3 separate regions of the Homo sapiens genome follow, and all the other regions are linked to region 1. Evidence: chromatin loops called from intact Hi-C (ENCODE). Cell type or tissue: IMR-90. All regions are shown on one strand. Region 1 overlaps LOC124900647 (nascent polypeptide-associated complex subunit alpha, muscle-specific form-like). Region 2 overlaps CTBP1 (C-terminal binding protein 1). Region 3 holds the start of CTBP1-AS (CTBP1 antisense RNA).

Evidence for each region. A loop is a pair of places that touch in the nucleus more often than their neighbours do. Peaks named below come from ENCODE experiments on the same cell type or tissue, not always from the same donor. Only the 100,000 strongest peaks of a DNase experiment are listed, where the experiment ranks them.
Region 2: a loop joins it to region 1, with 9 times the contacts of the local background. A loop is called at or near these places in 13 of 110 quality-filtered maps.
Region 3: a loop joins it to region 1, with 9 times the contacts of the local background. A loop is called at or near these places in 5 of 110 quality-filtered maps.

Annotation. Positions count from the first base shown.
Region 1 is chr4:1,126,173-1,134,172 of GRCh38, forward strand. All of the region lies in intron 1 of LOC124900647 (nascent polypeptide-associated complex subunit alpha, muscle-specific form-like), which reads left to right. LOC105374344 (a long non-coding RNA gene) reads left to right here. Exons shown (of 3, transcript NR_134676.1): 2 at 6,157-6,268; 3 at 6,537-6,803. Among named protein-coding and RNA genes, the nearest start is that of RNF212, 17 kb to the left of the region's middle. RefSeq lists a silencer at 4,485-4,604. In IMR-90, a CTCF peak has its summit at 4,579 (motif pointing right); a DNase peak (open chromatin) is centred at 4,589; H3K27me3 peaks cover 486 bases.
Region 2 is chr4:1,230,002-1,238,001 of GRCh38, forward strand. All of the region lies in intron 3 of CTBP1 (C-terminal binding protein 1), which reads right to left. Among named protein-coding and RNA genes, the nearest start is that of CTBP1, 15 kb to the right of the region's middle. RefSeq lists an enhancer at 3,926-4,481. In IMR-90, a CTCF peak has its summit at 4,106 (motif pointing left); no DNase peak of the experiment used is centred here; H3K27ac peaks cover 302 bases.
Region 3 is chr4:1,205,995-1,213,994 of GRCh38, forward strand. CTBP1 (C-terminal binding protein 1) reads right to left here. Exons shown (of 10, transcript NM_001012614.2): 8 at 7,484-7,611; 9 at 6,919-7,036; 10 at 5,451-6,429. The coding sequence ends at 6,246. It overlaps CTBP1-AS (CTBP1 antisense RNA), which reads left to right and starts at 4,126. Exons shown (of 6, transcript NR_104331.1): 1 at 4,126-4,564; 2 at 4,896-4,962; 3 at 6,040-6,545; 4 at 6,681-6,776. LOC100130872 (a long non-coding RNA gene) reads right to left here and starts at 2,968. Exons shown (of 4, transcript NR_024569.1): 1 at 2,582-2,968. It also overlaps a transcript of SPON2 not described here. RefSeq lists an enhancer at 2,532-2,601. In IMR-90, no CTCF peak of the experiment used is centred here; DNase peaks (open chromatin) are centred at 2,127 and 3,997; H3K27ac peaks cover 3,617 bases.

The DNA.
Region 1 (8,000 bases):
CCCACTTTTTGATGGGGTTGTTTTTTTCTTGTAAATTTGTTTGAGTTAATTGTAGATTCTGGATATTAGCCCTTTGTCAGATGAGTAGGTTGCAAAAATTTTCTCCCATTCTGTATGTTGCCTGTTCACTCTGATGGTAGTTTCTTTTGCTGTGCAGAAGCTCTTTAGTTTAATTAGATCCCATTTGTCAATTTTGGCTTTTGTTGCCATTGCTTTTGGTGTTTTAGACATGAAGTCCTTGGTTTCTGTATTATGTCCCCATCGTACAGGTTGGAAACTGGTTCTCAGATAAAGTCACATAACCAAGAAGTTGTAGAGGCAGAATTAGAACTAAGGCAGTCTGATTCCAAAGCCTGGAGCTACTAGCTCCATTATCACAGTGCCTCCCTGGAAGGCAAGAGAGAGACAATTCCCTGATAGGGCTTGAGAAGGGAATGTGAGGCTGGATATTGGCCACAAGGGCATCCCATGGAATATGTACTCTCTGGGAGACAACTAGAGGGAACACTTCCAGGGATAAGAAAGCTGCAACTAACTTTCAAGCTCTGCCTGCACTGTAGAGTGACCTCAGTCTTAAGGCATCTTTCAAATAGTTCTGGCCCATCTCTCCCGCTCTTCCCATCCCAAAGTTTGTTAACTATATGTGTAATGTGTATTCAGTACTTTTTAGTATGATCCATTTTAAGAAGGTTTTAAAAAAGGTATCACTGATGGTTCTGGACAAGATGGGATAGGTCCATTCTGTCCTATTTCTCCTGCTGATTTCAACTAAAAATCCTGGGCAAAATTTATAAAGCAACTACCAGACGACTCTGAAAGAAGATAGAGTGGCCAAGGACCTCAGGACTCATAGCACAACTCAGCAGTGGGTTATCTGTTTGTTTTCTTCCTCCTGTATATCCTGGTCTGGGTGCTATGGCAGTCTGCAACCTACAATTGCAGACCAAAATTTTGAAAAGAACCTAATGTCTCCAGCCAAAAGATCTGGAATAGGATGCCCTGCAAGATGAAGCTTCTTTGAGTATACCTCCCTGTATTAGGCTGTTCTTGCATTGCTGTAAAGAAATATCTGAGACTGGGTAATTTACAGAGAAAAAAGGTTTAATTGGCTCATGGTTCTGCAGGCTTTACAGGAGGCATGGTGCTGGCATCTGCTTGGCTTCTAGGGAGGCCTCAGGAAGCTGACAAGCATGGTGGAAGGTGAAGGAGGAGCAGGCCATAACATAGCAAAAGGAGGAGCATCAAGACCAATGAAAGTTTCAATAAGAAATAAAAAAAGCAGGAGCAAGCAAGAGAGAGAGTGGGGGGAGATGCCACTTACTTTTAAGTGATCAGATGTTTTGTGAACTCAGAGTAAGAGCTCACTTATCACCAAGGAGATGGCCCAAGCCATTCGTGAGGAATCCACCCCCATGATCCAAATACCTTTCACCAGGCTCCACCTCCAGCACTGGGGATTAAAATTCAACATGAGATTTGGGTGGGGACAAATACCCAAACTATATTACTGCCCTACTCCAGATGAACACCTTAAAGAAATTGCACCCCTCCCACTGGATGCTTCAGCATGGAGACTGTGGGGTGGCGCCCTGTCAACATGCCCACCGAGCACTAAGTGAAGGACAATAAAGAGTCAGTGTCTCTACACTAGAGACTTGGGGAGGATTTCAGAGAAGAGAGAACTGGAGAGAAAAATCTTTAACTCTGTGTATGAAGTCCTGAGCACACCTCTGAGCAGCTCATGCTTGAAACTGACCAGAATCAATAAAGCAGAAACTTTGAGAATTCAACTATGGTGTGGAATACTGCCTAGGTTTCAGATTAACCTCTAGGTAGCACACAAACAGGGTGGATGGAATACTACTCGGCCATAAACAGAATGAATTAATGGCATTTGCAGCAACCTGGATGAGATTGGAGACTTATTCTAAGTGAAGTAACTCAAGAATGGAAAACCAAACGCTGTATGTTCTTACTCATAAGTGGAAGCTAAGCTATGAGGATGCAAAGGCATAAGAATGACATAATGGACTTTGGGGACTCGGGGGAAAGGGTGAGAAGGAGGTGAGGGATAAAAGACTACAAATTGAGTGCAGTATACACTGCTTGGGTGATGGGTGCACCAAAATCTCACAAATCACCACTAAAGAAGCTACTCGTAACCAGACACCACCTGTTCCCCAGTAACCTATGGAAAAAAATTTTTAAATAAATTATAACAATGCCTGATACGCTTTTCATTGTATGCAGAGGTAATATTTAAGACAACTATGTTATAAAGAATGGGAGAGCAAAGGGACTTAAATGGTGGTAAGGTTTCTGTATTTCTCTTGAAATGGTAAAATATTGATATTACTAGACTGATAAGGATGTGTATGATAATCCCAAGGGTAACCACAAGTAAAAATTATAGAAAAAGATAAAGCGAACAACACTATAGGTAAATCAAAATAAAGTAGTACAAAATGTTCAAATAGCCCACAGGAAGGCAGGAAATGGAAAACGGGAATAAAAAACAGGGGAAGAATAAAAATAAAATAATAAAACGGCAGACCTAAATCTTGACATCTGTAATTACATTACATGTAAGTGGTCTAAACAGACAAAGATTATCAAAATAGATTTTTTAAATGACCCAATTATAATGCAGTGTACAAGAAAATCACTTTGAATATAGTGCTACAGGCAGGTTAAAAGTAAAAATATGAAAAAAGATATACCACTTTGACATGGGTTTTTAAAAATCTTGAGTGCCTATATAAATATCAGACAAAGTAGGCTTCAGAGGGCTGGGTGTGGTGGCTCATACCTATAATCTCAGTGCTTTGGGAGGCCGAGGCAGGAGGATTACTTGAGGCTAGGGTTTAAGACCAGCCTGGGCAACATAGCAAAACCCTGTCTCTACAAAAAAAAATTAAAAGTTGGCCAGGTGTGGTGGCATGCACCAGTAGTTCTAGCTGCTCAGGAGGCTGAGGTGGGACGAGCCCTTGAACCTAGGAGTTCAAGGTTAACAGTGAGCTATGACTGAACCACTGTACTCCAGCCTGGGCAACAGAGTGAGGCCCTACTTAAAAAAAAAAAAAGTACACTTCAGAGCAAAGAAAATTACCAAGAATAAAGAGAGACATTACACAATAATAAAGGTATCAATTCACCAAGAAGACAACCACCCTAAATGCACCAAACAAGAGAGCTTCAAAACGTGGAGTAAAACTGACAACTGAAAGGAGGAGTAGACACATCCCTGTTTATACTTGGTACTTCTGTACTCCTCTCTTGGTACTTGATAGAACTAGACAAAATCAGCAAGGATGTGGAACAACTAATTAGCATCATCAACCAACAGGACCTACTTGCCATTTATAGAACATTCTCCTATACAGTAGAATACACATTTCTTTTAAAGTGCATTTGAGGCATTCAGCAACACAGGCAACAAAGCCCTAAAGGTGATGAGGCACCTTTGCTGAAGTAGCTGAATGTTCCTGGAGAGAAGCGCACAGTGAGGCTTTCCAAGTCACTTTCCAAATATATCACCACCTAAAAATCACAGTTATGTGTGCTCACTATTCTCTAAAACAACTGGTTCATGTGTGTCTTTTCTCCTTAGCCTCTTTCAGTACTTTCCTGCCCCTACTCCCACTTCTCAGATGGTTACCTTGTGTCTTATGGAAATGGTAAGAGTCTCCACCTGCTGTGGCTTGAATGGCTCCCCTGAGCTCATGTTGCTATTTAATTGCTATTTTACCAGTATTCGGGGTGGAGTCTTCAAGAAGTGATTGGGTCATGAAGCCTTCACTCTCATGAAGGGGTTAAAGCCATTGTGGGAGTGGGGTTCTCATCAAAAAGATAAGTTTGGCCTACTTCTCTCTCTGTCTCATGCACTGACTTGACCTTCCACCGTGGGCTGACCCTTGCCAGATGCTGGTGTCATGCTCTTGGACTCTCCTGCCTCCAGAACTGTGAGCCAAATAAACTTTATAAATTGCCAAGGCTGTGGTACTCTGTCAGAGCAGCAGAAAACAGAATAAGACACCATGTTTTCACCAGCAAATGTCCTAACCCCCCCACGTTTACCCTTTCTGGCTCCCGCTTGTTGGGATGGGTGGGGTTCCCTATTCTGTCAGTGGCCACCCCCTCTTATTTTATAGGATTTTGCTCTTGTTGCTGCCCCCACTTGCCCATATGGAGCTAATCTTGTCAGCATACCCGCATGTTCTGGTGGCCCCCCTTGTCTGTATTCCGTAAGGTACTAGAGGGCAGGAAATGTATTTTATTCCTGTTTCTTTGGCTGTCTAGAGCCTGGCAGTAAACCTAGGGTGGTGTTTGGCTCCTTGGTAGGGGCTCAATACATCTTTGTGGAACGAATGAAAGTGTGTCCTACAGTACATGCTCAGCAAATGATTTTGAATGAGTGAGTGCCAGTTGCCCCCCCTCCTCCCATTAAAATGCCAGTATTCCTGGCATACTACTTTGAGTTATCAGAATGGAGGAAGAGAATTTCTGCTTGATTTTGCCAAGATCCTCCAGCCTTAAGCACACGCCCCCTCAGGTGTCATGCGCCATGGCTGCCACTAGATGGCAGAAGAGAAGCATTGCTCCTGGGGAGAGTAAGCCTGGGGGAGCACTCAGTGCAGTGTAGATGAAATAATCGTGTAACAGGAGGTGTCTGTACAGAACGCAGATATCCACGGATGAGATGCTGTGTCTTGCTTCTCACTGCGTGGTGAGAGAGGCTGCTAGGAACTGGGATGGAGCTTACTAGCTGTGCCGTCTTGGACAAGATACCGAGCTGCTCAGTGTGTTTCCCCACCAGTAAAGCAAGTATAATCATGGCATCTCTCTTAGGGTATGAAGAATATGTGGCTTAATAGTTGTGTGCTATTTAACACAGAGATTAGCACCTTGTAAATGAAGCTCCGTGTAAGTACTTGATACATAATTCTTTACATTATTATTAGGCTTTTAACTCACAAAGTTTTTCTAGCGACATTCCCATTTAACCCCACAACCCTGTTAAGCAGGTCTAACAGTACCCAATTTTAGAGAGGAGGGGCCTGAGGCCTGAAGAGGCTGAGATGACTTATCTAAAATCCAGATAATACGTGGCAGCTCCAAGATTGAAATTTAGCAGGGCTGATTCCCAAATTCAGGGCATTGGCCACTAAAAGCAACACCACTACTCCCTACAGACTTGGATGTGGGGTGTGTGTGTGTGTTGTAAACCAACTCCACATGTTGTTCTTGCAGAGCCTCCAGGTAGAGGCCTTACTCCTCTTGGGTGTTCAGTAAACACTGGGTGCCAGGAGCATCTAGACCCTGTGGGAGGGGAGCTGCACCAGGGATGCAGATGCTGTCCACCAGGCTGCACCTATCCTGGCCTCCCTGGTACCCTGTGCCCACCCTTGATAAGGCAGCCAGCCTTTCCCTGTGATCCCTGGCATGGCTGCCCCATTGGCTCCAGAAGATGAGTCCTTGAGGTTGGCATTGTGGGTCATTTGGGTTGGTATTAGAAAAGTAAAACATTCATTGTAGGGAGTTTAGAAAGTAAAATCTCCATTAGAAGTTTTTGGTATTTCATATTATCCTTTTAGCCTTTTTCCTGTAAGTACATTTTTATATTTTATAAAAAATGAGATCATACTGCACATACTATCCGTAGCTTGATTTTTCCACCTAATGTTTTGTGACTGTCTTTCTGTTTTAAATATTCTTCTGTAAGCTAAATTCAGGTATATTCAGAGAGCTGAAGAAAGACCCAACATTATCTTCCCAGTGTTCAGTATGGAGCTTGGCAGACACTGAGGGTCATTCTGTGTTTGAGGAAAGGATGAGGCAATGGGAGGCCCTGTGCATGGTGGTTTAAGGCAGAATTATCTGGTTGACCCTGGCTCTGGCTCTACCACTCCCAAGCTGTGTGATCTCAGGTGACTTTACAAAACCTCTCAGAAGTAAGACGAGGATAGTAGCAGGCCCTATGTCAGGGTGGTCATGGAGATTAATCAGTGCATTCCCTGAGAACACTGCCTGCCCATGGTCATCACTCAAAATGTGCTAACTACAATTAATTCATGTCTAACTAAGACAGAATGGGGTAAGTGACAGAAGAGGGATGATGTTTACTTAATTTCTTCAATGCCTCCTTATTGATCTTAGAATGAAATCCAGATTCACTAAAGAGTTCCTCAGTCCTCTAGGACCTGGCCCTTTTTTCTCATTGATCATACTGCCTGCTCCTATTCTGAGGGTAACAGGAACCTCGAGGAGGGTAAGTGACATTTAGACTGAGACTCCAAGGGTGAGGGGAGACTTCCAGGCTGGGGGACGGGGTCTGTAAATTCCCACTGTCATGTGGGAGGAAAGATCATCCAGCGGGTCCTGAAATTGGCTGCACGTTGGCGTCATCTGGGGACCTTTACATGCTGCTGATGCTCAGCTTCTGCGCCACGTGCTCTGATTTAGTTGATGAGGTGCAGACCTGGGCATAGAAAGCAGTTGCTTTCAAGAGTAGCTGTGAACATGGTGATCTCTTCTAGAATGTCCCCATTTCCCAGGAGGATATTCTGTTTCCCTATAACGTTTTGAAGAGTCTCAGTAGAAGCAGCCTGTTTTTGACAAAAAGATCGTCAGAGTACAGCTCAGCACATTCTCACAGACAGAATCGCCCTGGTCCAGACATCGTCAGCATCCTGGAAGCTGCCATGCCACCTATCACTACCCCCACCAAGGGAGCCACTACGCTGACTTCTAAATACAGATTATTTTTGTCTGTTGTTGTGCTTTATATAAAAATGTATGCTCTGTGTCTGGCTTCTTTTAATCGACATTTCGTGAGTGCCGTCTGTGTTGCTGTATGCCCATGTAGATCACTGTCATTGCTGTTTAATACTGCATTTTTGAATATACAACTATTCTTATACATTTGCCTATTGATGGGCATGTAGGCAGTGTCCAGTTTGTGGCTATTTCACATCGTGCTGCTATGAAGACTCTCGTGCATGTCTTGTGAGCCAATGCGTGCATTTGTGTTGGACAGTTCCTGTTTACCCGGTCATGGGGTGTGCCCACGTTCAGCTTCGGTAGGTGGGAAACGGTGGTGCCTGCTCACAGCCCACAGTGTGTGGGAGCTCCACATCCACGTGTATGCTTATTTTCTGTTTTGTTCATTTTGGCATTTGGTGAGTGTGTAGTCACATCCCAGTGGGCTTTGCTTTATGTTTTTCCTGATGATTAACAAACTCAAGCACCTTCTCATCCACTTCCTGGCCATTCAGGTCTCCTCTCGTGTGAAGCCTCTTAATCTCCTGCCCATTTTTCTATCCTGTGAATACGGGATAGCCCTCTGTGACTGGTTGGTTGTTTTCAATGTAGACATTATGCACATTTACCTTACATTTATTCTTAGATGTGTGTCATTTTTCATCACCAAAGAGAAACGATTGAAAGGGCAGACACTTCCCCCAAGTCAGCATCTTTAGACACCATGAGTATTAGCAAACGGCCTGTGGTAAGGCCAGGTATCAGCAACACTCCTGGGGTGAGAGCACTTTGCCTTGGCCACAGAGAAGACAGTTGCCGTGACTTGGGCCCACAGGGCTGTAGTGGGCACTGCTGATGACCCCTTGCCCGTAAGGTCCCTTCCTGCTCTCTTAGCCACCCCTGGCTTTGGCATGCTTGACTGCAGCTTGTGGCCTTAAAGGAGGCCTTGGGTGCTGGAGCCATACCCTGCACAGAGGACAGGAAGAGCCTGAGTTGAGGTCTGTGCCTCCTCAGCCTGAGCCAGTGCCAACGAATGGGATGTGAGTACAAATGCCCGGCTCCTTTGCCTGGAGGTGGAACAAGCTGTGGCATATCTTATCCAGATTTTATTTTATTACTGTTTTTTGAGACGGCGTCTTGCTCTGTCACCCAGGTTGGAGTGCAGTGGCGCAATCTCGGCTCACTGCAAGCTCCGCCTCCCAGGTTCACGCCATTCTCTTGCCTCAGCCTCCTGAGTAGCT
Region 2 (8,000 bases), 100 kb after region 1:
TACCCGGACCACAGAGGAACAGGTGTGTGTAACACTCATCAGTTCATGGACAGGGCTGATGGCTGCCCCGGGCCTCCTGGGAGGGCTTTGAGGCTGCATGCATGCAGACCCCTGGTGCACCAGACGCAGTGTGGACGGGGTGACCCCTGGTGCACCAGATGCAGTGTGGACGGGGTGAACCCTGGTGTACCACACTTGACCAGACGTAGTGTGGACGGGGTGAGGCCACAAGGACAGCATGGGCAGGCAGAGGCCAGCAGTGGGCGACTGGTGCACAGCTGTGGTGGAGGCGAGCGGTGCGGCCAGGAAGACCCCTGCGCTGCGTGGACTGGAGATGGGCGCCCACACACCAAGGAGGTGCTTCGGGCAGCCTGGCAAAGCAGCCGCAGCTAAGAGAGAGTCACCTGCAGATGAAGCTTCGTCGGCACCCACTGTGGGCAGGAGGGGCTGCGCATGCGAGCGGTGGGCAGAGGCGCAGTGGGAGATGGGCCCTGGGGTCAGGGACAGGCCTGGTGCCAGACGTGAGCCCGGGGGGCTGGCCTGGGCAGCTGGATGTGCAGGGGCCACTTCCACAGTGTGTGTGCAGAGGCTCGGCATGGACAGGCTGGACAGACCCACACCACACAGGCTTGTGTGTACGCAGGCAACAGCCTGCTTTCACCCGGAGCACTGGCCACGGGCCTCGAAAAGTCGATTCTGAACCGCGGCACGTCACCTCCCGCACATTCGGAGGAGACAGCGATCAGATTCACGTGAATATGACGAATATTCATCCGCGCAGCCTTAAGGTTGCTTCCTGCATCGGCTCTTCCGTGATGAAAATCTATCTCATCTAGGTAAGCTCGGAGAAGCCGAAGCGTGCGCCGGCCAAGGGCCCTCCTTTGGGCTCCGGGCGCGCCCACCCAGCTGAGCTGTGAAGCGCAAGCTGCCTCCCCGACGAGGCTTTCATCACTTGCCTGTGCACGATTCTTAATACACTTTTTTCAGGTCCTTGCCCTTTTCCCTACTGAATACAGGTTTAACAACATAGTATTAGGTGAAAGCATTCTCACTACAGGAATCTGAACATGGCTGGGGCACCCCATGCCCCGACCTCCACCACGTACCAGGTTGGCCTGTGCTCAGCTGCAGGGCCACAGCTGCTAGCATGTGCGCTTTACCACGTGGCGGCCACGTCATCCACAGGTCCACAGGCCAGGGTGCCACAGCGGCTCAGCCTCAGGGTCTACCTTCCTTTCCCCCTCGTGGCTGCCACGTGGCTGCTCCACCCCGCCTGTTGCATTGGTCTCCCACGGAGAAAGTCTGCAGGAGGTGGGTGCAGCCAGGTGTGTCCCTTTAGATCGGGGCCCAGCAGCCTCCCAGAAACCACCTCAAGCCAACACCCACTGATGTGTCCCCTCCACCGCCAGGGGCTCAGCCCCACTCTGCTCAGTGCCCTCAACTCCAGTGCTCAGAGCAGGCTGGGGAAAGCTGGGTGCCCAGGAAGCTCGGCTGCCACCGGGCTGGAAACAGACCCCAGGACGCTCCTGGTGGCAGCTGGCTCTTGGGGGTCAGGAAGGGGCCCGCCAAGCCCACCTCCTGCCATGCAGTTCTGCCACCTGCTTCTGTGCTCAGGACTCGACGTCGCACTTACCTTTCCAGACCTCGTGCACAGGGGTGGCTTACTCTGTGAAACTGCTGCTCACATCAGGTCACCATCAGGGCAGATGTTTCTCTACGACACGCAGCCACATGCAGGCCCAGGGTGGGGCTGGGCTGAAGACCGCAGGTTTCAGATTTCCAGAGAAACTGCCAAAGCACCATCGAGACCGGCACGGCCGTTTCTATCCCACATGAAGGGCCAGGCCCAGGCTCCCTCAGCACGGCTGGTGCAGGGCTCAGCGCAGGCCAGGCCAGGGGTTACCGGCGGTGCCTGCTGCACCTGTGAGAACCCAGGAGGCGCACCCCGGTTCTCATACACCGCTCTGTCTGTACCAAACGCCACCGCCCTCATCCATTTTCTGTCGGGATTTTTCTGTTTCTACTGATTGGGAGGAGTCTTTGAATATATAAACTTTTTCATTTACTTATTTTACAGACAGGACCTCGCTGGACTGCAGTGGTGTAATCATGACTCGCTGCAGCCTTGACCTCCTAGGCTGAAGCGATCCTCTGGCCTTGGCCTCTGGATACGCTGGGATGACAGGCACAGCCCCTGCACCAGCTCTGAGTGTTATCAGACATTCACCCTTAGGCTGGCACACAAATTGAAAATACCCAACCCCTACCTCTCCCGTTTTTATTTTTTAAATTTATTTTGCTATGTCATTCTTTCTTTTTTTCCTTTTTGAGACAGAGTCTTGCTCTGTTGCCCAGGCTGGAGTGCAGTGACACGATCTTGGCTCACTGCAACCTCTGCCTCTTAGGGTCAAGAGGTTCTCCTGCCTCAGCCTCCTGAGTATCTTGGACTACAGGCGCGCACCACCACGCGTGGCTAATTTCTATATTTTTAGTAGAGACGAGGTTTCACCATGTTGCCCAGGCTGGTCTTGAACTCCTGACCTCAAGTGATCCACCCGCCTCAGCCTCCTAAAGTGCTGGGATTATAAGCGTGAGCTGCTGCACCCCACCTTGCAATGCTGTTACTTCTAATTGCCATTTAATTAAAGTGACCTTTTCCTCTGTAGTATCACATTTTCCACAGAAAACATTGTATGTTCTGTATTGTCATAACCTCAGGTAATAAACACATTCTCTTGCAAGCGTTCCTCTAACTGCTCTTCATTCAAACACGTGGCCGCTTCAGTAGGCAGCGAGCATCTGTGGTGGGGGGAGCTGCTGCAGTTCCTGAACGGCCACCCCAGGGGCCCCAGAATTCACCGACTCCCCAGTCCTCGGCCCACACACCTGAAAAGCCACTGCCTGAGTCCTTGGGTCCTGCTGGGTGGGATTGTCTCTGATCCTCTGTCCTGTCTACTCTTGGTGGTACCAACACTGCCCAACTGGATCTTCTAGACCTGAGAGGGGGTCCTGGGGTCTGGACATGCCCTGCGGGGGTCGCACTGCACCCGAGGCTCAGCTGGGCACTGGGCAGTCTGCCTGGAAACAGGCCCCTGCATACGGTGATGGGGTCTCTGTCCTCTTGGTCCTAGAAGCGACTGTGACCCGGTATTAAGGTCAGAGCCCACGGCAGCCCGTCTCTGTGCCAGCCGCCAGCAAGAGACCGAGGGGCTCCAGGCCTGTCCTACACTCCATTACCATGACAACGCCAGCTTGTGTGTTTTTCCCAGTCACCATGACAACGCCTGCTTGTGTGTTTTTCCGGGATTTCTAATCACTTCGTTTCCTGCACAGCCCCAGCACCTCTGTCTGGCGGAGCTTTCTGGTGGCCTCCCCACCCCCAAGGCGTGGAGATGCTTGTCTTGCAGGAGTGCAACTGTCCAGCTGGCTGCAGGTCCTCGCAGGCCACTGCGTCCTGTGCCCTCCCGGAGCCGCCCTGCCGCTCCAGGCCCCGCAGCCCACACCGGACGCAGCCTCCAGGCTCCAGGGCTTCCTTTTTCTTGCTCAGCAGTTTGATCAGATGTGCAGTGCTGGGCTGAAAACCCTTCTCCTGTGGAAATTCCAAAGCAGGCGAGTGGGGCTGGGCTGAGTCTTGTGTCCCGGTGGGTGACATCCCCCACCCGTGGTATCAGTAAAATCCCAGTCCTGAACCTGAACACTGGGGCGCCTCCCAGGCCCCGACATTCTTCCCGCTCCTCCTGTGACCGCACTGACGGTATCACGTTCTCTCCCTCCACGGCACTCAGACGGCGGCGACCTCCAACCAGCTATGCGGGAAGTTTCTGCCCCAGGAGGCAGAATTCCTGACTAACAGTGGCACACAAAGCAGGTGTTCAGTTTCCTCCCACGCCAAAGCCTGGAGACAGGGAGCCTGCGGCCCCGCTGCCCTCTCCACAGCCACGAGGGTCCCTGCCTCCTGCCTTGTTGCTCCACGGTTCCCAGCACGTGGCTCCCCTCACAGTCCAAGGTGGCTACCCCGGGTTCCAGCCAGCAGGGACGAGGAGGGGACGGCAGGGAGAGGCCCTGCTCCCCTCTGTTCTGGAGCTCAATCCTTTGGCCACCCCTAGTGGCAAGAAAGCGTGGGCAGCCAAGTCCTCCCACAGGACCACACACTGCGAAACGCGGACTCGGCATCCAGGCAGCCCCTGCAGACTCCACACACAGCCCCGGGAGGTCACGGCTTCTCTTCACCTCTCTGGCTTCTGCAATGTCCCTGTGTCTTTGAGCTTCCTGTTTTTATGAGATTTTCACTCATGTTTTTAATTTCAAGCTCTCCTAGTTCTTGGGGGCTCCTTTCTGTGGCGCCGGCTCTGCTTCTGGTTAGGGGCTGCTTCAGGCCCCTCCAGGATGCCAGGACGGTTCCCAACACTCTCGTCTCTTCCAAGAATCCAGCTGCATCCCCTGGGGCAGTTTTCTGTGTATTTATGTTGTCCTTTCTCTGCCCTGGGCTGTGCAGCCTGGGTGGGGAGCAGGAAGTCTGTCTCATGCCAGGGCCCACGCCGGCCCCACCCCAACCACTGATCTGCATTTTATATGAACCTGTCAAGGCAGTTTGGGATTACTGCAATTTTAGAAAAACATCTGTTTTGCCTTAGCTTTCCAATTTGTTGGCAAAACTGTTTGAGTATTGTTTACGACACCAAAAGTTTTCTACGAGCCTCTTTTTTATTCTTACGTGTGCATCTTTAATACAAATCCAGCTTCCCAATGAGAAAACCGTACCTAACAAAGGGCACTGTCCAAACCGAGCTGGTGCCACACAACTCCCTCAGGTGTGCACCACGGGCAGTTCACCCACAGCCCCTTGCATGCGTGTGGACATGCCCACGTGACGTGCCAACGTGCCCATGTGCCGATTCCAGACACCGGCCTGCCGGCGGCCCCCCCACCTACACCCCGGGCCACTGTTTCCGTCACGCTAATCCTATCACCTGGGGATGAAGAGATCATACAGTGTGCACCCCTTGAAACCAGCTTCTTCACTCGCCATCATGCTGCCGAGATCACCCAGGGTGTGGCAGGGACCCAGCGTTCATGCCTGTTGCTGAGGAGGACACCGAGGGAGGTGGCCAGCATTTGCCTGGCCACTCACCCACTGAAGGACAGCCGGTGGGGGGCGTCCTTCTGGTTTGGGCTATGGTGAGTTAAGCTGCTAGGGAGCATGACGTGCAGGTCTGTGTGTGGACGCGCATTCCGAGTCTCCGGGATAAAGGAGTGTGGCCACTGGGCTGCATTACAAGCACGCATCTACCCGTGTGAGAAACCATGAAGAATCTTCCAGAGCGAACGCCCCAGCAGACGCTCCCGGCAGACCACGCGCATTTTTAACATCAGATTTTCTTCCGTCCATTTTGGAAAGGGTTTTGCTGTCATCATCACTTCCAACCCCTTCCCTCTCCTGTTCTGAAGTTTCTGCAAGAGCGACCCTTCCTCATCTCGCCCTCTCCCGCGTTCTCTCCTTCCCTCCTGTCCGCTGCCGCCTGGTCAGCTGGTAAACCCGCCCCTCAGTTCCACCGATCAGCTTCGCCGTTTTCTCAGATCCGCATCTCATTTTCTCCCCTAACGCTGCTACGCCCCGTTCCAGAGTCATCAGCTCTTCGTCGGTGTCTGGCCCAGCCTCCTGGGGGCTGGGCTGGGGTGATCGGCTCGTGGGCAGCACGGGGAGCTCCTGCGGGTGGCACTGCTTCCCTGGCTTCTGCGTTTTGCGCATCTCCTTGACTGCCTGGTTACCTCTGTTTGCATGTGATGGACCCCGCACCAGATGGTGATTTGTAGAAATGACCCGAGGCCTCGGCTGACGCTGTCTTCCTCTAAAGGGGCCGTCTTACTTCTTTTGCCAGGCACCTGGGGCCGGCAGTGCGGGGTCCCCAAAAATCCAGATTCAAGGTTTCCTGGACATCAGCAGGCTGGGTGCCGATCGTGTGGCGCGTCAGAGTCCAGGTCACCCTCACTCCAGATGTCACCTTTCAGGCCATGGATATCCCGGCAGGGCCCCACACCCAGCAGGCCAGTGATGCCACCAAAGCCAAATTCAGCCTCTCAGCTACTTCTTCCAGAACAGCCAACACCCCAGGCCAGAGTTGGCAAGGCCCGCCCGTTCCTGCAGGTTATAGGCCTCTCCAGGCTGCAGCCTGGGCCTGGCCCTATCCTGTGAGCTCCTGGGGGCCCAGCTTCTTCGTCTGTCTTCAGGGAAAAGCTGCTCTGAATCACTGATCCCTGGCTACAAGTAGAAGCCAGACCAACCTAGTTCTCATCACGGAGGAGCCTGTGGGTCTCCTGAGCAAACAAGAATCAGGAAAGCTGCCCAAAGGCTGCTCACTGCTGGACCAAAGCCAGGCCGCGGGCAATGCCGAGACCGCCCGTGTGAAGACCGCCGCGCAACTGGGGCCGGGGGAAGCACCTTACTCCACCCCCGCCACAAAAGCTGGCATCCCGAGGACCTGCTCTCTGGGAAAAAACTGAAAATGAATCAAGAAGCCACAGGGCAAACCCGGTGTCCACCTCCTGATGGGGCTCAGGACAAACCGAGTGTCCACCTCCTGATGGGGCTCAGGACAAACCCCGTGTCCACCTCCTGATGGGGCTCAGGGCAAACCCGGTGTCCACCTCCTGATGGGGCTCAGGGCAAACCCGGTGTCCACCTCCTGATGGGGCACAGGGCAAACCAAGTGTCCACCTCCTGATGGGGCACAGGGCAAACCAAGTGTCCACCTCCTGATGGGGCTCAGGACAAACCCGGTGTCCACCTCCTGATGGGGCTCAGGGCAAACCGAATGTCCACCTCCTGATGGGGCTCAGGACAAACCCGGTGTCCACCTCCTGATGGGGCTCAGGGCAAACCGAATGTCCACCTCCTGATGGGGCTCAGGGCAAACCCGGTGTCCACCTCCTGATGGGGCTCAGGGCAAACCCCGTGTCCACCTCCTGATGGGGCTCAGGAGAAACCGAGCGTCCATCTCCTGATGGGGCACAGGGCAAACCCAGTGTCCACCTCCTGATGGCGCTCAGGACAAACCGAGTGTGGGGCTCAGGGAAAACCCCGTGTCCACCTCCTGATGAGGCTCAGGAGAAACCGAGTGTCCACCTCCTGATGGGGCACAGGGCAAACCGAGTGTCCACCTCCTGATGGGGCTCAGGATAAACCGAGTGTCCACCTCCTGATGGGGCACAGGGCAAACCGAGTGTCCACCTCCTGATGGGGCTCAGGACAAACCGAGTGTCCACCTCCTCATGGGGCTCAGGGAAAACCCGGTGTCCACCTCCTGATGGGGCTCAGGACAAACCGAGTGTCCACCTCCTGATGGGGCTCAGGGAAAACCCCATGTCCACCTCCTGATGGGGCTCAGGGAAAACCCCGTGTCCACCTCCTGATGGGGCTCAGGACAAACCCCGTGTCCACCTCCTGATGGAGCTCAGTGAAAACCCGGTGTTCACCTCCTGATGGTGTGCAGGGAAAACCCCGTGTCCACCTCCTGATGGGGCTTAGGACAAACCCCGTGTCCACCTCCTGATGGGGCTCAGGACAAACCCTGTGTCCACCTCCTGATGGGGCTCAGGGAAAACCCGGTGTTCACCTCCTGATGGGGCTCAGGACAAACCCCGTGTCCACCTCCTGATGGGGCTCAGGACAAACCCCGTGTCCACCTCCTGATGGGGCTCAGGACAAACCCCGTGTCCACCTCCTGATGGGGCTCAGGGAAAACCCCGTGTCCACCTCCTGATGGGGCTCAGGACAAACCCCGTGTCCACCTCCTGATGGGGCACAGGGCAAAACGAGTGTCCACCTCCTGATGGGGCTCAGGGAAAACCCCGTGTCCACCTCCTGATGGGGCACAGGGCAAACCGAATGTCCACCTCCTGATGGGGCTCAGGACAAACGTGGTGTCCACCTCCTGATGGGGCACAGGGAAAACCCCGTGTCCACCTCCTGATGGGGCTCAGGGCAAACCCGATGTCCACCT
Region 3 (8,000 bases), 80 kb after region 1:
CCCTGACCAGGGAGTGGGGGGTTGGGGGCGGAGCTTTTGGGAGGAGGCCACGCCCAGCATTGGGTTTGCATTTCCAGGGAGGGCTTCTCCTGCCTGGTCTCCTCCCCTGGTACTGGGCTGGGGGCTGTCAGGGTGACCCTGCCCTACCCAAGGCTGACCCGGGGCCATGAACAGGAGGATGCCCCCCTCCCTGCTCCTCATGTGTGCCCCCACGGGAGCCAGCGGGCAGCAGCTGGACCCCAGCAGCCTCTCAGGGCACCCAGGACTGGAGAGGGCCCTGCCAAGGGTCTGCGGGTGCCACTCACCCACCCGGCTGCAGCCCCCAGCTCCCCTGGGCTGACCGTGGGCCTAGGCCGAGCTGAAGGGGCTGGCGGTTGTCAGCCCTTGGTCTGGCCCCACCACTGCTCTGCCAGGGCAGGGGGAGGCCGGCAGCCCAGGTTGTGGGGCCAGAGGGCCACGCTGTGACAGACGAGAAGAGGGAGTGACCTGGAGGGCCCGGGGCAGGGACCAACAGCAAATGCCTCCCTAGGTGGTCTCTCCAGGACAGATGTGTCCCCTGTGGGAGGGCTGGGGCGCCCAGCAAAAGCAGCAGCTCCTCAGGGAACGGGGACCCAGCGGGCTGAGTGGGGCTCTTGGAATAGAAGGAGCCTCCCCAGGCTCAGCTCTGCAGGCGGAGAGGGGAGGCAGGGCCTGAGGCTCATGGTAGGGAAGCGGCCTTGCCCTGTGAGGTCTCCCTCAGGGGGCAGAAGAGCCGGGACCCCGCCAGCAGCAGAGAACAAACCCCAGTCTAAGGCGAACCCCAGGTGTGGGGTAGGTGTAAAAGCAGATGGCTTTGACCACGAGTGCACAGGTGAGGGGCAGACAGGTGTGAGCAGGTGTGAGCAGGTGAGGGGATAGGTGGGAGACACATGGAGGGTGGGAGGAGATAGGGACAGGAGAAGAGGCAGTGGGGGCAGGTGTGGGGCAGGTGTGGGGCAATTGGAGGTGGGTGGGGGTGGATGGTGTCATTTGGGAGTGGATGGGGTTAGGTGTGAGCAGGTGCAGGGCGGGTGGGGAGCACGGGGAGGAGGCTGGAGTTGGTGTGGGCAGGTGCAGGGCAGTGCCCGGGAGGCACTGTCAGGTGAATGTGGGGCTGGGCAGAGGCTGACCTGGGACGCCAGGGCTGCTGCTGAGAACCTGCTGTCTGGGCAGGCAGCCGGGCCCCGCCAGGTGTGACTGCCCACTGCACAGAGGGGGTGGAGGCCGGAGGCCTAGACGCCTGTAGGGGCTGGGAGGGATGTGGGTGAGTCCGGCTGCTCGACACCCTCCGTCCCACCAGTGTCCACAGCCCTGGCCCCGGCTGGCCCCGGCGTCCCCACAGTGGGCACCCCCAGCTGGAGCCAGCTTGCATCAGGGACCTGGATAGTGAGTGGCGAGCCCTCCACAGTGGGATCCTACAGACACTGCTACCACTGACCAACGGGGTCAGTAGCTGGTTTAAAAAAGAAAGGGCAGCAGAGAGGCCACCCAGAAGAGCCGCTGTTTCCATGTGCCGCGCTTACACATGCTCCAGAGGGTCCGGCTGCCTAACCATGCGCCGCGCTTACACATGCTCCAGAGGGTCCGGCTGCCTAACCATGCGCCGCGCTTACACATGCTCCAGAGGGTCCGGCTGCCTAACCATGCGCCGCGCTTACACATGCTCCAGAGGGTCCGGCTGCCTAACCATGCGCCGCGCTTACAGATGCACCTAACCTTATATTGTTCAAGTCTCATGTCCTGCCTATCAGGGATGTTTTCGGACCCTACATGGGAAGCCCTTGGCCCGTTTGAAGGTCGGGTCAGGGGGCGGCTGAGGCTGTCCAGGGCAGTGGTCAAGGGCTTGGGGAAGCGGAGGTAGACTCACCAGGTGCTGGTGCTCAGAGGGGCCGGGGAACACCCACGCCCTGGCCGGGCCACCCCGTCCCTCCTGGTGCTTGATGCCAAGGGGAGCGGGTCAGGCCGCGAGAGGCCCAGGGCCAGCCTGGGGAGCAGAGCTGCTCAGCGGGGCAGAGGTCCTCCTCCGGGCGCCGGGCTCAGGGCCCAGTGGCCAGATGGTTTTCTTTGCTGCAGGGAGTGCCGGCTGCGGGGGTAGGCCTGGGAGGGCTCATGCAGCTGCTCTTGGGTTTCTCTGCTGTTGTTTTTTGCTGGAAAATCAATCCTGCAAGTCCAGCTGGGCTCTGGCTGAGAGCAGCTAGGGGTGGGGATGGTGGGTGCTTCCCGGCCCCCACGGGGCAAGTTCTGGGCCCACAGTGGGGAGAGAAGGCAGGATGGGGTGCAGGGCCAGCCTGGGGTGGGGCCCCGAAGAGCCTGGCTCCCTGCCCTGTGCCCTGCTTGGGCCACCCCAGAGGGACTGTCCCGACCCTCCCAACTTCCTGCCAAGGCCCCCGGAGCTGCCTGCAGCCTCCCCTTGCTCCCGTGCCCGGGGCGGAAGTCTACAGGAGACCAGAGCCCGGGTGTTCATCAGCAGCCGCAGGAGAGTTCCCCACCAAGGCGCAGTAGCCTGAGGTGCTGGGGCTGCCCGACCCTCCCCAGCTCCACCCCTCTTGCCTCTGAGCCCTACCCAAGGCCTGGAGAATCACCGCTTCCTCCTGCTCCAGGGGTTCCAGCAGGGCCCTTGGAGGATGTGCCTGCCGCGTTCTCAGCCCTCTCTGCCGACCTTTCTTGAACGGACTCTGGCCACGGTGCCAACGCGTCAACGGTCTGTCCGTCTGCTGTCCGAGCTCAGGGGCCGTCCATGCCTCCACGGCTGGCATACAGTAGCTCTGGTTTTACCCATGAGGGGGAAGCCCAGCACCCGTGCCCTCGATCACATCGCCAGTTCACAAACACACATGCGCACACGCACACGCCGCCCGCCCACCAGGCAGACACCCACACACCTGTGCACGCACGCGCACGCCAAGCCAGCGGGCCCTGCCCCTGCCCCGGAGCCCTCAGTGTCAGAACCAGGCTGCTGTGGCTGTTTCCTCTTTAATTCGCCTGAGTTTTATGAGCCCAAATTCATAGACCTTTGTTGCTGCATATAAACTTGAGGATAAACTTGTTGAATTTGTTCAACGTAAGCAGCTGAAATTCTGCGTGGGGTGGTGATGAACGGCTCTAGCACTCGGTAAAAGGTATTTAAAGCGCATGTAGTTTACAACACTAACAGCCCGCCGCCCGCGAGCACAGCCCGTCTGGTCATCCGGCGGCCTCACCGTTCACCACGGTTGGCGGCCCTGGTCACTCCCACGGTCTTTACCAGCCGGGTGCCAGTGGCTGGGACCAGGTTCTGACCACTGTGCCCACTCACTGTGGAATCGCGTGAGCAGGCCAGACCCTGCGTCGTAAGGACAGAGCAGGACACGTCCTGTCATGGGGCACCCGCTGTCTGCGACTTTGTTTCCGTTTGTTTCCGCCTCAGCTTGGGGGAGACAGTTGGCAGGCACCAGAGGCGCTCCTGTGAGGTCACCTGGCCAGTCTCAGGATTAGCTGCAGGCTTTGGCTGATTTTCTTGGGTCTTGTACACAGATGCTTGTCAGCAAATACCAGAGACTTATCTCTTCCCTTCCAACATGCAAACCTTCCTTCATGTTCTTGTCTTAAGCGTTTTGGCACAACCTCCAGCCTAATACCAGCCTCTAGGGAGATAAACAGTGCTGCCGATTTCACAGGCCAGGAAACCGAGGCTGAGGGCCCCCCACCCACCTCCTGCTACCCCGCACCCCTCCTGGGGCCTTGCTGGGCGGGGTGACTCCCCGGAGGCGGCACCAAGGGGAGGTTCGTTTCGAGGCTCAGAGCACTTTTCTGACAGCTTTCTGTCCCTTACATCCCAGACTCAGTTACACTTCAGCGTCCCGGCTCCCTGGCCGCCAGGCTCACACCACAGACAGCCCTTGGAGGCATTCCATTCCTGCCCCGACCCTTCAACTTGGAAACATGGAAACAATGAGGCCAGCTGAGTGGGAGCCTCCAGGCCTGTGTCCAGAGCTAGTTCCCAGTGTCTGGCTGCCTCTCAGGGCGGGGCCTGTCTCCAGCTGGAGCTGGGAGGGCGGCCCACCCTGCCAGAGGCCAGCCCCACCCTCGGCTGCCGTGGGGGCTGACCAGGGCCCAGTGACCCAGCCCAGGGCTTGCCTGTGGAGAGGCTGGAGTCAGCCGTCAGCGCGGAACTCCTGGTCTTCCCACTGCCACCTCTGCAGCCCCCACCAGAGATATCAGAAAACATCAGCTCCAGCCTGCAGCCCAGACACTTGAAGTCACCTTGGCTGCCCCTCCTCACACCCGTGCCCACGTCAGCAAAACCAGGGCCGGCTTGTTAACCGTGTCCAGAACCCACCCTTCCCACCCTGCCCAGGCCACCTCCCTCAGTGGCCCAGGGGGCTCCAAGTTGAAGAGCCCAAGACAGGTCAGAGATGGGCTGGGCGGCCTCTGCCACTCACCTCCGGAGAGGGCAGGGAGCAGAGGCCTCAGTCATGAGGTGGGGCTGTCCTCGGCGTGGGCCTCGAGACTGGGAGCCACTGCCCATACCCAAGAGACCTCTGCGAGCACTGGGGTGCAGAGCCAGGTAGGAGGGGGCACCCCACCAAAGGCAGCAGCCCCCCCCCGCTTCTTTCTGCTTTATATGGGGCAGGGAGCAAGGGGAGGTTGACACTTGGCGGATGACGCGGCAGGGTCTGGACACTTGGGGTGGCAGGATAACCCACCTGCATGCAGGGAAAGGCTTGGGATGGAAACATCCCGAGGGGACCCGGGTTCCCCAGCACCCGCTGCAGCCCCTCCTCGTACTACCTGGACCCGCTGCAGCCCCTCCTCGCACCGCCTGGACCCGCTGCAGCCCCTTCTCATAAATGAGTTGGGACTCTGCTGATTTGCATGGACCACGCTTCCAAAAGCAGCTCTGAGAAACCAGGAGGCTGGGATTTTGAAGAGGACGCCGGTAAACAGGCTCAGCTGTGGGCCAAGGTGAGGCATGACCCCTTTTGGCTTTTTTGCCCATTTCCGTAGGCTGGCTGACCCATGGTCTGGGGAGCTTCCTCAGCCCTGACATCTGCTTTCCTTCCTCCTGTGGCCCACAGTCTTCCCAGGTTGCAGGCCGGCCTGCAGGAGCTATGCCAAGAAGGGAGGGGTGGGCAGTGGGGCAGGACCTCAGCCAGTCACACCATCATCCACACAACGGCCCGGCTGGCACACTGCTTCCCTCCCACTGGGGCACTGCGGGCAGGCCGCCTCCAAGCCAGGACCCTACAGCGTCCCACAGACCCAGTGGGCAGAGGGACAGGCCCGGTACACACAGAGACCACTGCCCAACCTGCCACTGCACTGTCTCTGGGTCTCTCTTAGGCCGCCCACTTCAGAGAGGCTGAGCTGAGCCGTGGAGGTCACCAGAGCCAGGACTGAGGCTCACCCGTGTCCTCATGAGAGAAAGTCACCAGAATAGATGCTGGGCACGCTGGCTCTTTCCAGGATTTTTATTTCTTTAAAATAATTCATACAAATGGTTACAGTCACAAACATGATTTTAACCAAAATATTGCTAGCCTACCACATCAGCAGGACGGCACTGGTGCAGGCGGGGACGCTGCCACCCTCCACGTCCCCAGGACAGACGTCGATGGGCAGCGGGCACGCTGGGCACCGCCCAAGCTTTTCCTTTTGGAGCTGCTTCGTGATGCCGTCTTCATTTGGAACAAGGGGGGGTTCATGCCAAAATTAGGAAAAACAGCCTTTGTTTTGTTTTTCTAAATTATTCTAAAAATAAGACAAGCAGGTAGAAAAAACAATGCACTGTGTGGCATAAAAAGAAAAACGGGAAGGATTCATTGTCCTGAGAAGTTTGCCAACTGCCTCATTCTGGGGCACGTTCCAACATACAAAAAAAAAAAAAACAAAAAAAAAAACCTCAAATTGACTTCCAAATGCTCCTTCAGGTTTTCTTTTTGTTGACAGCTAAGCAAACAGATCCTTTGTAATGTTCTAAAAACTGTACACAGACAAGAACGTTCATGGGAGAATAACTACTGACTTCTTCTGCTTAACGAGGAACGCGAAGGACACAGGGCAGAGCGCCCACAGGACGGACGACGACAAGCGACACGAGGCCCAGCGCTGCCCCCTCCCGCCTCCTGACAGCCCGGACCAGTCTCTGCAGTGCCAGGGCCACCACACAGATGCCTCCTCCACACACTCTGGTCCGAGGGTTTCCGGGCCCTCTGCCCAGGCGCCGAGGCTGGAGAGCTCCTCCCGGGCTACAACTGGTCACTGGCGTGGTCTCTATCCGCCTCGGGCTTGACGGTTTGGCCAGGAGAAGGGGCGTGGGGCGGGTGGGCCACAGGGGGCAGGCCGTGGGACAGGGACATGGCGCTGGGGACGATACCTTCCACAGCAGCTGGGATGCCAGTGGGGGCCACGCCCACCACGCCCGGAGGGTACCTGCTGGGAGAGGGTCCATCCGTGAGGCCCACCTGTAGGCGGCCTGGCCAGGCCCCACCTGCCCTCCTAGCATCGGCAGCACCGAGGGGGCCTCTCCAGGAGGACCAGCAGTCAGGGTAAGGATCCCGGCCTTTACACGGATGTTCCTGCCTATGGCAGCTACTTCTCAGGGCTGGGGAGGGGAGCCCTGGTGTCTCCAGGTGACTTGAACATGAGGTCTTCGCCTCACCCAAAGCCCCCTCCTCCCACAGGCCCCGTGCCCATGGCACTCCTGTGTCCACTGAGCCCTGAAGGCCACCCCAGCCCAGGCTCCTTCCAAGAGGCCCTGGTTCTCATGGGCCTTTCAGGTGAGGTTGGCCTTACCAATTCTACCCAGATCCTCCAGGTCAGTCAGTGGAGACGCCGCCCCTCCCACCAGGGGCTGTGCTGGGATCCAGGGGAAGCCTGGGGCCCTCCTGGAGGCTGTTCTGGGCCAGCGGGCCTGCTCACCTATAGGCAGCCCCATTGAGCTCAGGGTGCACGACGGCGGGGTCCATGCTGGCCCAGTGGGTGGCGGCTGTCAGATGGTCCTTGTTGACACAGTTCTTCAGGCTGTCTGGGATCCGGCCTGGGAGATGCAGGAGGAAGGAACAGCTGTGGCTCTGAGGGGGCCCCAGGAGCGTGGCCCACTGGGTTGAAGACACGGGCAGCAGGATTCTTGGCAGTGTGCTCCTCCCTCTCAGCCCCGGGGCTCCCAAGGCACGGCAGGGTCCTGTCTCTCTGGGCACTGGCACCCTTGCAGCGTGGGGACCCCCAGCCCAGAGCACGTGCCCAGCTTGCTGAGGGACCTGTCTGCTCAGCCCAGCAACTTCCCAGCAGGTCCTGTGTGTAAGACACGACGCCAGGGCTCAACTTGACTTTGGCCTTAGAGGTCCCTGCTGGGGGTGCAGTGAGAGCACCACGGGCCCTGAGCTGGCAGAACATGGGCCTGGCTGCCAGGCGGATGCGAGCCCATGAGCATCTGGGGCTGGCAGGAAGGGACCCCCAGGCCTGACCGAGCGGCCCCCACGCCCACCTGTGATGGCTCTGCGGATCTCCCGTGCCGCCTCCTCTCGCATCTCGATGGATGCCTGCTCGCTGTACCATGCAGCATGGGGGGTGCAGATGAGGTTGGGTGCATCCTTCAGAGGGCCCTGGCTAAAGCTGGGAACAGCACAGGCATGGTCAGTGCAGCCTGAGTGCTGTGGCTGGGTACGGAGGGGAGGTGGCTGGGCACTGGAACCCCCTGTGGGGGGCCCTGCCTGGGAACCACAGACCCCACGGCCCTGCTCTGCTCGGCAGGCTGGCTGAGCTCAAGAGCACAGCCCCGGGACCATCAGACACACCAGGGGCTCCTGACAGCGGCGGGTGTGGGAGCCCAAGGGATTTAATCTCCAAGTCCCTCGTGGGAGGAGCCCTGATGGGGGGACATGCTGCCTGGCCCCTTCCAGCCAAAGGGTCTGTAGCCCCAGGAGCTGCAGGCTGATACTGCCCCTGTGGGGGTGTCTCCTCTTGCGGCTGAACATCCAACCCAGGGCTGCCTGGGGTCCCAA